Regions from separate parts of the Homo sapiens genome. Here region 1 is linked to region 2. Evidence: read pairs that join two places in POLR2A ChIA-PET (ENCODE). Cell type or tissue: GM12878. All regions are shown on one strand. Links, peaks and the distances in the headings refer to the core of each region. The heading gives the core; the rest is flanking DNA.

Evidence for each region. ChIA-PET counts read pairs that join two places held together with the same protein. Peaks named below come from ENCODE experiments on the same cell type or tissue, not always from the same donor. Only the 100,000 strongest peaks of a DNase experiment are listed, where the experiment ranks them.
Region 1: POLR2A ChIA-PET joins it to region 2 with 8 read pairs; 3 of 35 experiments call an interaction of 5 or more read pairs at or near these places.

What each region holds. Positions count from the first base shown.
Region 1 is chr16:69,196,905-69,202,291 of GRCh38, forward strand. The region is part of intron 1 of SNTB2 (syntrophin beta 2); the gene reads left to right. Among named protein-coding and RNA genes, the nearest start is that of SNTB2, 12 kb to the left of the region's middle. In GM12878, for the core only: no CTCF peak of the experiment used is centred there; no DNase peak of the experiment used is centred there.
Region 2 is chr16:69,440,534-69,445,920 of GRCh38, forward strand. The region is part of intron 1 of CYB5B (cytochrome b5 type B); the gene reads left to right. It also overlaps the pseudogene LOC100420066. Among named protein-coding and RNA genes, the nearest start is that of CYB5B, 19 kb to the left of the region's middle. RefSeq lists a silencer at 2,972-3,254 and enhancers at 3,601-3,680, 3,711-3,970. In GM12878, for the core only: no CTCF peak of the experiment used is centred there; no DNase peak of the experiment used is centred there; H3K4me3 peaks cover 988 bases; H3K27ac peaks cover 1,683 bases.

The sequences.
Region 1 (5,387 bases), core at 164-5,163, 240 kb before region 2:
AGACAGGATTTATTGTTATGATTGGCTTAATTTTCAGGAAAATTGTGCTTTGGATTCTGTGTTGTTGCATCTATCTGGAGGTTATCCAGTTAATGTCTCTCAGTCTTTTCCTCATTTTTTTTTTTCATGCTGGACCTAAAGCTGTATGTAATTAATCAACTCATATTGAATAACTACACTCTGTTAGACACTCTGAGAGAAATAGAATATGTAAGCCCCAAAGATTTTACTTTTAAGAAGTACCCAAAATGGGTTTGTAAATACTAATAAACTGCACATAAGTGAATCCAAAGTATTTCATACATTATAAGTGGTAGACAAATGCTGAGAGAACTTGGAATAAGTGAGCAAGTAGTAGGAATGTATTTTGGGTCAAGTGAGAGAAGGGTGGGACATGGAATAGGTGTGGGTGGTGGGAAGGATGGAGGGCATGTTTAGAGGGGAAAGGCATGTCTAGAGAGCAAAGACTGGAACAAGCAGTGATGTTCAAACTTCAGCAAACAGATTTGATGAAATAGCCCATTTTCAAGGCTCTGTACCCCTTTTTAAAAATAGTTTAAATATTTTATTAGTAATATAACTGACTTCTGAAATATCTTGTAATAATTGTATTCATTATCTGCAAACTGTTTTGTAATGTAAAAATTAATTTTTCTTTTGTAATTATTCTAGCCAAACTTTTTTGTTACTGCTTTTACTTTTGATATATTACTATGTTATTTTACTTTTGGAAAACACCAGTTTTAACAAAGTAGCATTCTCCAAAGTATATTCATCTTTACAAGTAAATCTTTGCCCAAATGAAACAAAATCTGTTTTACTGAACACTAAATGTCTTTGATTTGCCTCATTTTGCTGTAATTGTTGGCCAGTAAAAGTATTTACATTGTTAGCTCTGTTTTCATTGCAGTAAGGGATGGCAACATTTTAGAAAACCACTAGTAGTGTAGATAATTTTTTTGAGTACTATGGATTCTGTATTGTCTCTTCAAAGATTATTAATTACATTCTAGGATAAAAATACATATTTTTTACAATGAACACAAAGTAATTGAAAAAATTAAACTGGCTCTGGGCAAATACAAATTCTGCTAAAAACAGCAATGAAAGACTAAAGTGAATTCTGGAAACCATTCTTCACCAGAGATGTTTTGATATTGATCTCTGTTGTCCTTTACAATGTAACAGAGTTGATTTTTTTTTTTTTTTTTTTTGGGGGGTAGGGGAACAGAGCCTCGCTCTGTCGCCTAGGCTGGAGTGCAGTGGCAATCTCAGCTCACTGCAACCTCCACCTCGCGGGTTCAAGCGATTCTCCTGCCTCAGCCTCCTGAGTAGCTGGGACTACAGTCCTACACCACCACGCCCAGCTAGTTTTTTGTACTTTTGGTAAGACAGGGTTTCGCCATGTCGCCCAGGCTGGTCTTGAACTCTTGAGCTCAGGCAATCCACCAGCCTCGGCCTCCCAAAGTGCTGGGATTACAGATGTGAGTCCTCATGCCTGGCCTATTTTTCACATGTGTATTTTTGACAAGAGAAATGTCTTCATTGCACGTTCTGCCTCTGCTTCTCTTTAAGGAGTTTGTGTGTGGTTGGTAGGAAGATGTAGTCCATTCTTATTCCTCTACCACTTACATGTTTCCTCCCATTATTCTCTTTATTTCTCATATCCTCTCCTACTTCTTCTGTGCTTGGGTCTGAAAAGAAATCTTTGAGATTGTTAAGACATCTCCAAACATCTGGATGTAGTTACAAAAATTACCTGATTTTTCTTGGGAAAAAATACAGCAAAACATTTCGGATGGCTGTTAACTTTGTGTGACCTTGGCAAAAAATAATTTCAGCATTATAAGCAGTATGTTTCTTACCTATTAAAAATAAGATCCCTTCCAGCTCATATTTTACAATTCTAAATATGAAATAGAGAATGAAGAGTTAATATGAACTGACTGTACGCAAATGCATGGATTGTCAGAGATTTAGAATATAATAATGTTTTTTTTTTTTTTTTTTTGAGACAGTTTCACTCTTGTTGCTCGGGCTGGAGTGCAATGGCACGATCTCGGCTCACTGCAACCTCTGCCTCCCAGGCTCAAGTGATTCTCCTGCCTCAGCCTCCCGAGTAGCTGGGATTACAGGCGCACGCCACCATGTCCAGCTAATTTTGTATTTTTAGTAGAGATGGGTTTCTCCGTGTTGGTTAGGTAGGTCTTGAACTCCTGACTTCAGGTGATTCACCCGCCTTAGCCTGCCAAAGTGCTGGGATTACAGGCGTGAGCCACCACGCCTGGCCTATAATAATGATTTTTAACACTAAAAATATTTTAGCTATAATTGAATCTTAGTTTGATGATTCAGATGGAACCTCAAGATTTACAATACCTTATTGTGAGCTTCATTTGTTGTGCTAAAGATGTGAAGTGCCAGATAAAATATTTTATGTTGTAGATTTGCAGATAAATCGGCTTTTGCTCTTCCACCTTTCATTTTAACTAGCAGCTAATCGCCTTCAAATCTACACAGGCAGCATTAATTAAAGCGATGTTGGCCTGGCGCAGTGGCTCACGCCTGTAGTCCCAGCTAGTTGGGAGGTTGAGGTGGGAGGATCACTTGAGCCTGGGAGGTGGACGCTTTGGTGAGCCATGATTGCACCACTGCACTCCAGGTCTGGACAACAGAGTGAAACACTGCCTCAAAAAAAAAAAAAAAAGGCGATCTTTTTCTCTTAAGCGCAGATGAATCACTTAGCAAAGAGAGAAATATTGAGCAATCTAGATTGCAGTTAATTTTGTCACTGATTATTGTGTACCTTGAGGTGTCTTCATTTGTTCTTTAGTGAATGGGCAAGACTCTCATAATGAAGATTTGCAATCTTAATGAAAATTGAAAAAAAAGGCCAAAGTTTAAGACTTAGATGCCAAATAATTCCTTCCACTTTTTAGTGTGAAAAATCAGGAGAAAGGGGGACTTTTAAAAAATGTTTTATTTTAGATCCATGCTATTACTGGGAAGACAGAGACTTTTTTTTTTTGAGACAGAATCTCCCTCTGTCGCCCAGGCTGGAGTGCAGTGGCACGATCTCAGCTCACCGCAACCTCCATCTCCCGGGTTCAAGCGATTCTCCTGCCGCAGCCTCTTGAGTAGCTAGGACTACAGATGCGTGCCACCACACCCAGCTAATTTTTTGTATTTTTAGTAGAGATGGGGTTTCACCGTGTTAGCCAGGATGGTCTCAATCTCCTGACCTCGTGATCCGCCTGCCTCGGCCTCCCAAAGGAGGGGGACATTTTTAACATAAATATACTTATTTGTGTTGGCCATTGTTGTCAAGCACATTTGCTTACAGTGAGTTTAGGAATTTAGATATTAGGCGTATTTTGACAAAATGGGGAATCAATTTCTTTTACAGAAATGTAATACCTATTTCTTAGCATCAGCACGCTAGTATGAAATTATTTTTCTGTCAGGCATTCTACTCCTCCAGACTGTACCATCCTTCCACTAGAAGGGTGGAATACACATCAGATTACAGGTATGAATGCTTTTGGAATATGCTTTATTTTTCAGGCCCATGGGTTGAAATACAAGAAAAACAACACATTCGTGATACATCAAATTTAGGATATAACTGCTAGAGCAGGAGGAAGATAAATGGCGTCAAGGAGAGGTTCATGGGGGTTTTTTGTTAGTGAAACTGAGAATGTTAACAGTGATAAAATTGAGTACATGAGTTTTCATTATATTGTACTATGTTTTGTTTCGTTTATTTATTTTATTTTTGTTTTGTTTTTAAATAGAGATGGGGGTCTTGCTACAATGTCCAGGCTGGTCTTGAACTCCTAAGCTCAAGTCATCCTCCAGCCTTGGCTTCCCAAATTTCTGGGATTACAGGTGTGAGCCACCGAGTCTGGCCCTGTGATCCATCTTGAAGTAATGTTTGTATATTGACTCTATTTTTGTTTGCTTTTACTTTACCCTCACCTGACTGATAAAGTTGAGAGATCCTCATTATTTTCTTCTTGTGGGGTAATGGCAGAAGACTGCTCTGTAACTTTTACCAAACACTTTACCGAGTTGCTGCAGCCAATTCGTTTATATGTCACTGAAAACTCAGACAAATCGAGTCATTTCTCTGCTTTTTAAAATAATTACTCCTCATCACACTTTCAGGGCCTCCAGGGGCCTGGTTTGAAAGCAGAACATTCAGGAAAGCCATAGGAAAACAGCATCCTGGCTTAAAAGTTACCACCTGAAATAATAAATATTACATGTGAACAGATGCTTATTTAATGGATTTTGATGGCTTCTTTACCTTTTATTTAAGCACCTTGTATATTGCTAGCATTGAAATAGTATTAATGTCACTGAACTAGAAGGACTCCTCATTAACACCAATAAATGGGAGAGAATGCACTAAGCCAAAAAGTTGCCATCTTATAACTTGTAAAACTCTCTTAAATGTAGATCTGTATTTAAAGCAGCAGGCCAACTTATTTATGTGATGTTGATGTGGTGCTGAATAGGAAAAAACATAGCAAAATGGAAAGGATTAGGGAGGCGGGGACATAAAATCCTTTAATACTGCTTAGTAAGGTATTTTATCCATTTGAAGAAATCTAAAATTCTTTATGAAAGAGATGTGTGTTTAAAATTGAGGGTGGGTAACGTTGCTAAATCATTGGGTGTTAGCCAGGTTTGGATACAGTGTACAGCTGAAAGGAATGTTAATTTTGTTAGATTATTGTCAACAATACTTCTCAGAAAACAAAACAAAAAGCCCAGAGCAAACCAAAAAACCAAAAATGTTTGAGAAATTATTCTCAGATTGTCAGAAAAAAGAGTTTGAATAGTTATTTTAGATTTCGTATTTGGAGGGTAATAATTTTGAGTTTGGTTAAAACATGAGAATTCAATAGTATTATTATTATTTTTTTTGAGTGCCTCTAAAATTGTTAATTGTCCTCTTCTTCTGTGCTTCATACCTGGATGGAAAATTGCTTCAGGATATCAGTCTGCATGTCTGGAGAAACGAATGCTGCTTAGTTTAGGAGCAGACCAGTGAAGCAACACAAGCTGATAGGGCCCTGACTCATTCTCCTTGTTTACACCTGATGTTTAGCTCATCTGCACCTATAATTTCAGCCATTACCTGAGTGTCTGTGATGTTTAGCTGTACCTTTTTGTCCCCAGCCTTTCAGTTATCCCTTCACATTTAACCGTGACTGAGGCAAACTTCTTTGCAGTCACTTACTGTTTAATGAAGGGGCTAGAGTTTCTGGCCCTGTCTCCTCTGTTCTCTGACTTGGAGGCTTTCTCATTGTTCATGTGCTTCCTAACTTTCATCTTAAGGCTTATAAAGAAAACAAGGAGTAACTCCTCACATGTCCCTA
Region 2 (5,387 bases), core at 249-5,248:
CACAGTATATATTCTTTTGTGTCTGGTTTCTTCAGTTCAACATGTTGCATTCTCATGTGTTGTGTATGTGGCAGTGGTTCGTTCTTTTTCATTGCAGATTAGGATTCCATTGTATGATTATATCTCATTTTGTACATACTCTGCTGTAGATGTTTGGGCTGTTTCCAGTTTGGGACTGTAATGAATAATGCTGCTATGGCCGTGTGTGTTGCGTGTGTGTGTGTGTGTGTGTGTGTAAATACATATATCTATTACACATTTCTCTTTAGTATATATTAGGGGATCTCATTTGATTTTTTTTTTTTTAAAGAGATAGTGTCTCACTATGTTGTCCAGGATGGTCATGAACTCCCAGGCTCAAGCGATCCTTCCACCTTGGCCTCCCAAACTGCTGGGATTACAGGCCTGCGCCGCCGTGCCTGGCCTTCATTTGATTTTTTAATGGAAATTTTTATTGAGATAATTGTAGATTCATATGTAGTTGTAAGAAATGATAGAGATCCTTTGTACTCTTCTCTCATTTGTAACATTTTGCAAGACTTTAGTATGGTATCACAACCAGGATATTGACATTAATCAGTCCACAGATATTATTCTGATTTCCCAGTTTTACTTCTCTCTTTTTTTTTTTTTTTTTTGAGATGGAGTCTTGCTCTGTTGCCCAGGCTGGAGTGCAGTGGCACAATCTCAGCTCACTGCAACCTCCGCCTCCCGCGTTCAAGTGATTTTCCTGCCTCAGCCTCCTGAGTAGCTGGGACTTACAGGCACATGCCACCACATCCAGCTAATTTTTTGTATTTTTAGTACAGACAGGGTTTCACCATGTTGGCCAGGATGGTCTCGGTCTCCTGACCTCGTGATCCGCCCGCCTCAGCCTCCCAAAGTGCTGGGATTATAGGCGTGAGCCACCACGACTGTCCTTACTTCTCTTTGATTTATTTCTTAAAGAGAAAGCGAGATGGTTTAATTTGTAGTCAAGAGTCATTTCTTCTTGATTACAGTGCTCATTATGCAAATTTCATCTACCTGTTGATACAGAAATGGTACCCTGCCACTTCCCTGGACATTTATTCCAGACAGAAAAATTCCTGTGCAACCCTCACCTAGATGTCTGCCAGCAGTTGATCTCTCTGCCTTCTTAAAAAGTTATGTAAACTCTTATCTAGAATATCTGGGGTTTTTAGTTCAACTGACTGGACATATACAGTATAGAAACTCATTTTTTTTCAGTGGGTTTGATAATATTCTCAACTCTAGATCAAGAACTTCCCATTACTTAACCTGTCTTTGATGATCCTGAAAGTTCCCTAGATGGGAAATAGATCTGGCAGTATGTCAGGGTCACTAATTTTCCCTGGATAGTATTAAAATATATAGAAGGTTTGCTACTTTTCCTGGCCCTGGATAATCTGTCTGAAAAGAGTTTGTGTGAATGAAGTTTTCACGTATTTGCTCTTCATGTCATCCTGTAGGCTCAGAATGAACAATACAGGGAGATTCATTTTGCTTATCTATAGTTTCTAAATTTTTGGTAATGAAAATTATTACTTTTGTAAAGAAAGTTATAAAAATACTAACAATTAAATATAAAAATGCAGGGTGCTTGGATCTCAAAATAGGAGCTTACTGTGATTAAAAGTCAGACTGCATATAATAATTAGTTATAATTAATAATGCTTTTTCTTTCTTTGTTTACATGAAATCTTTCAGAAAATAATAATGCTTTTTCAAAGATTGAATTTTTGGTAAATGTTTATATTTTGGCTAGCTTAAGTTTTCCCCTTTCTCTGCCTCTCATTTCTAGAGTCACCAGAAGGAAAATGTAAAACATTTTTTAAATGGCTCTTTCCCTGTAAATCATCCAGCACACACACTGCATTTTTTCTAGTTTCAGGCATAAAGGGAAACCTGGCTCAGATAAGAATGATCCTTGCTGCATGCTCAGCGGCTCATATATCTTTCTTTTTAAATTATTATTTTTTACTTTTTAATATTTATGTATTTTTAATTTTTTTAGTGACAGGGTCTCCGTTGCCCAGGCTGCAGTGCAGTGGCGCCATGCCTCGAATTCCTTGGCTTCTGGATGATCCTCCTAATTCAGCTTCCTGAGTAGCCAGGACTACAGGCCACCATGCCTGGATAATTTTTTAATTTTTAAAATTTTTTTTGTGGAGAACAAGGTCTTGCTTGGTTGCCCAGGTTGGTCTTGAATTCCTGGCCTCAAGCAATCTTCCTGCCTTGGCCTCCCAAAGTGTTGGGAATACAGGTGTGAGCCACTGTGCCTAGCTATCCTTTTTTTTTTTTTTTTTTTAAATTCTGAGAGTCTCTAGCTCAAACACAAGTTAGCAGGTTAAGGACTACTCCAAGTTCTGGCAGAGCTAATTTTTACTACTTGGTCTTCAAAAAATAGAGGCTTTTTTAAAAATTTTTTTTGTGACAGAGCTTCACTGTATTGCCCAGGCTGGAGTGCAGTGGTGCGATTGTGGCTCACTGAAAACTTCGCCTCCCGGGTTCAAGTGGTTTTCCCGAATAGTTGGGATTACAGGTGAGCGCCAGCATACCCAGCTAATTTTTGTACTTTTAGTAGAGACAGGGTTTCACCACGTTGGCCAGGCTGGTCTCAAACTCCTGGCCTCAAGTGATCCGCCCTCTTCAGCCTCCCAAAGTGTTGGGATTACAGGCGTGAGCCATGGCACTTGGTCTTGTAACTCCTTTTTGAACATAACTTCAAAGTGAAGGCCTTTGCCCATGAGCTCTTTGACATCATCTGGTGTCCACTGGTGACCCATCAGCTCCAGAACTTTCTACTTTGTCTTGGAAGCTTTGCTGGTTTCTGTGGGCATGGCCATGGCTGCTCTGGTCATCTGCTCCTGCCTCATTTCTTATTGGTCAGTTGCCATTATCTTGGCCTAGAATCACAGTAAATTCTCTGAAGCCCAAATACGTTGAGGAAATACCAGGATGCAGAGCTCATTCAGGGTGGATCTAATGTGAGTAGTTTGATAACTTGCTGCAGCATAGGCTTAAAACCAGAGGGTCGGCCGGGTGCAGTGGCTCATGCCTGTAATCCCAGCACTTTAGGAGGCCGAGGCGGGTGAATCACCTGAGGTCAGGAGTTCGAGACCAGCCTGGCCAACGTGGTGAAACCTTGTCTCTACTAAAAACACAAAAATTAGCTGGGCATGGTGGCAGGCACCTGTAGTCCCAGCTACCTGGGAGGCTGAGGCAGGAGAATCGCTTGAACTTGGGAGGCAGAGGTTGCAGTGAGCCGAGATTGTGCTACTGCATTCCAGCCTGGGCAACAGAGTGAGACTCCGTCTCAAAACAAACAAACAAACAAACAACAACAACAAAAAACAGAGGGTCAGTGGAAATAGGACCTTGGTTGCAACAATGCCTGAGTATGTCAATGTTGATCCATTCACAAGTAAGAATCATAGGGATGACGTTTGTTATATTTCCTTTCATCATGCCTGAGAGCATAGTGGGAGGAAGTGGTGATATTTTTATCCTCTGGGTTGTTGATGTAATATTCTCATGTCAAGAAAAAGACTTTTTGGGAATGTAATTTCCATTTTCACTGAAGGCTCTGCTTCAAATTAGGACTTAACTGTCAGATACTTGCTCCTGGGTGAGCTTCTTGTCGCTCTGTACCAGGATGAACATGTAGTGGCAGATCATATCTGAGAAGAAGCAGATGATAAACATGGGCGGGACCATCCAGTGGCTGACGCTGGAGTTGGACAGTAGCTCCTACCCTCTGTCTTCACTGAGAGCTGGTCTGGCTTCTCCTGGGGTGCCGGGGCTCTTTGGGTTTTCGTCGAGGCCTTCGTATGCTCCTCAGCCTGGGCATTATCTTGGCCTAAGACTGGCCAGGACCCTGCTATAGCCTCGGGCCTAGTGCAGTGATTCCAACTCCTCCAGCTGGGCTGCCAGTGGCCCATGGCAGCCCTGCATCCATTTGATTTTCGCTAACTCTATCTGGAGACTATAGAGTTCTAAACAGAAACCAAAAGCTCCCTGACGTCTTTTTGCTTGTTCTAAGCCATCTCTATTAAGACCATATTTTAGAGTGAAAGTTATTAAACCGTAGAATTTTGTTTGATCACTCTGACCCCCACTTGCTTCAGTGAAAAAAAAAAAGAAGCAGGCTACAAAACATTATGTACTACATGAATTCACTTTGTGAGAACACAAAAAACTTTTATTTATCACTGCCTACCACACAAAATAGTAAGGATTCAATAAAAAATTGTAGACTAATGGCTGAAATGATTGAAAGAATACACAGGAAAAATGAAGTTTTATGCACCAAATTGTTAACTGGACTTATTTCTGTTCCAGGACTCTAGTTGATTATTCTTTTTTCCAAATTTACCACAGCGAATATATAACTTTTACTTAATATTTTAAAAAAGTGTTGTGCTTTCTCTTGTTTATAAGTGGTGAGAGACTGATGAAAGTGAAAGTACTTGTAGAAAGAACTGTGTAGCAAGTCAAAAATTCAGTCATTCCCTGAAATGTTGTAATCTATGAAGGAGTTTTATTGTCCTTTTACTCTGAAAGGCAACACAATAGTTGGGTTGTGTCAAAAGGAAAAAATATCATCCATAGTTTAGGTGTATAGAACAAATTGGGACATAATTCCAGAACTGATGACTTAGTTCCACAACAAAGAACAGTTTCACATATAATAACCTGAGAGTTTCAGATATAATAACAAGTGAATCGTGGCTGTCTTACTCTTGCTGTAAAATAGCATTCTTAAATACTGGGATGTGAGACCCACTCACTGGGTGGAGACCTTTTAGGAGATAAAAATAGAAGTTATCCTTATCCTCAGGGAGCTCATAGGCTGGTGACTATGACTGGGAAGTAACACTTACAGTTTTTATACTTCAATTGAATTAACATTTATTTAAAATAGGAATGATAATTTATTCCTGCTGAAATGGTTGTTATAAAAAGTAAAAAGCATTAATATTTCAAAAATACAAATTTTGATATATTAAATAATATAAATTCTAAATTTGCTAATTTAAGTAAATGTTTTTTGAGTATTTAAGTCAAGGACTGTGCTAAATATAATTTTACAAAATGGTTAATTTTCTGAGTAAGTAATGCTTTATTTGGTAAAACAGTTTCAGAGGCTGGGCATGGTGGCTCATACCTTTAATCCCAGCACTTTGGGAGGCCGAGGCTGGTGGATCACCTGAGATTGGGAGTTCGAGACCAACATGGAGAAAAACCCCGTCTCTATTAAAAATACAAAATTAGCTGGGCATGGTGGCGCATGCCTGTAATCCCAGCTACTTGGGAGGCTGAGGCAGGAGAATCGCTTGAACCCGGGTGGCAGAGGTTGCGGTGAGCTGAGATTGTGCCATTGC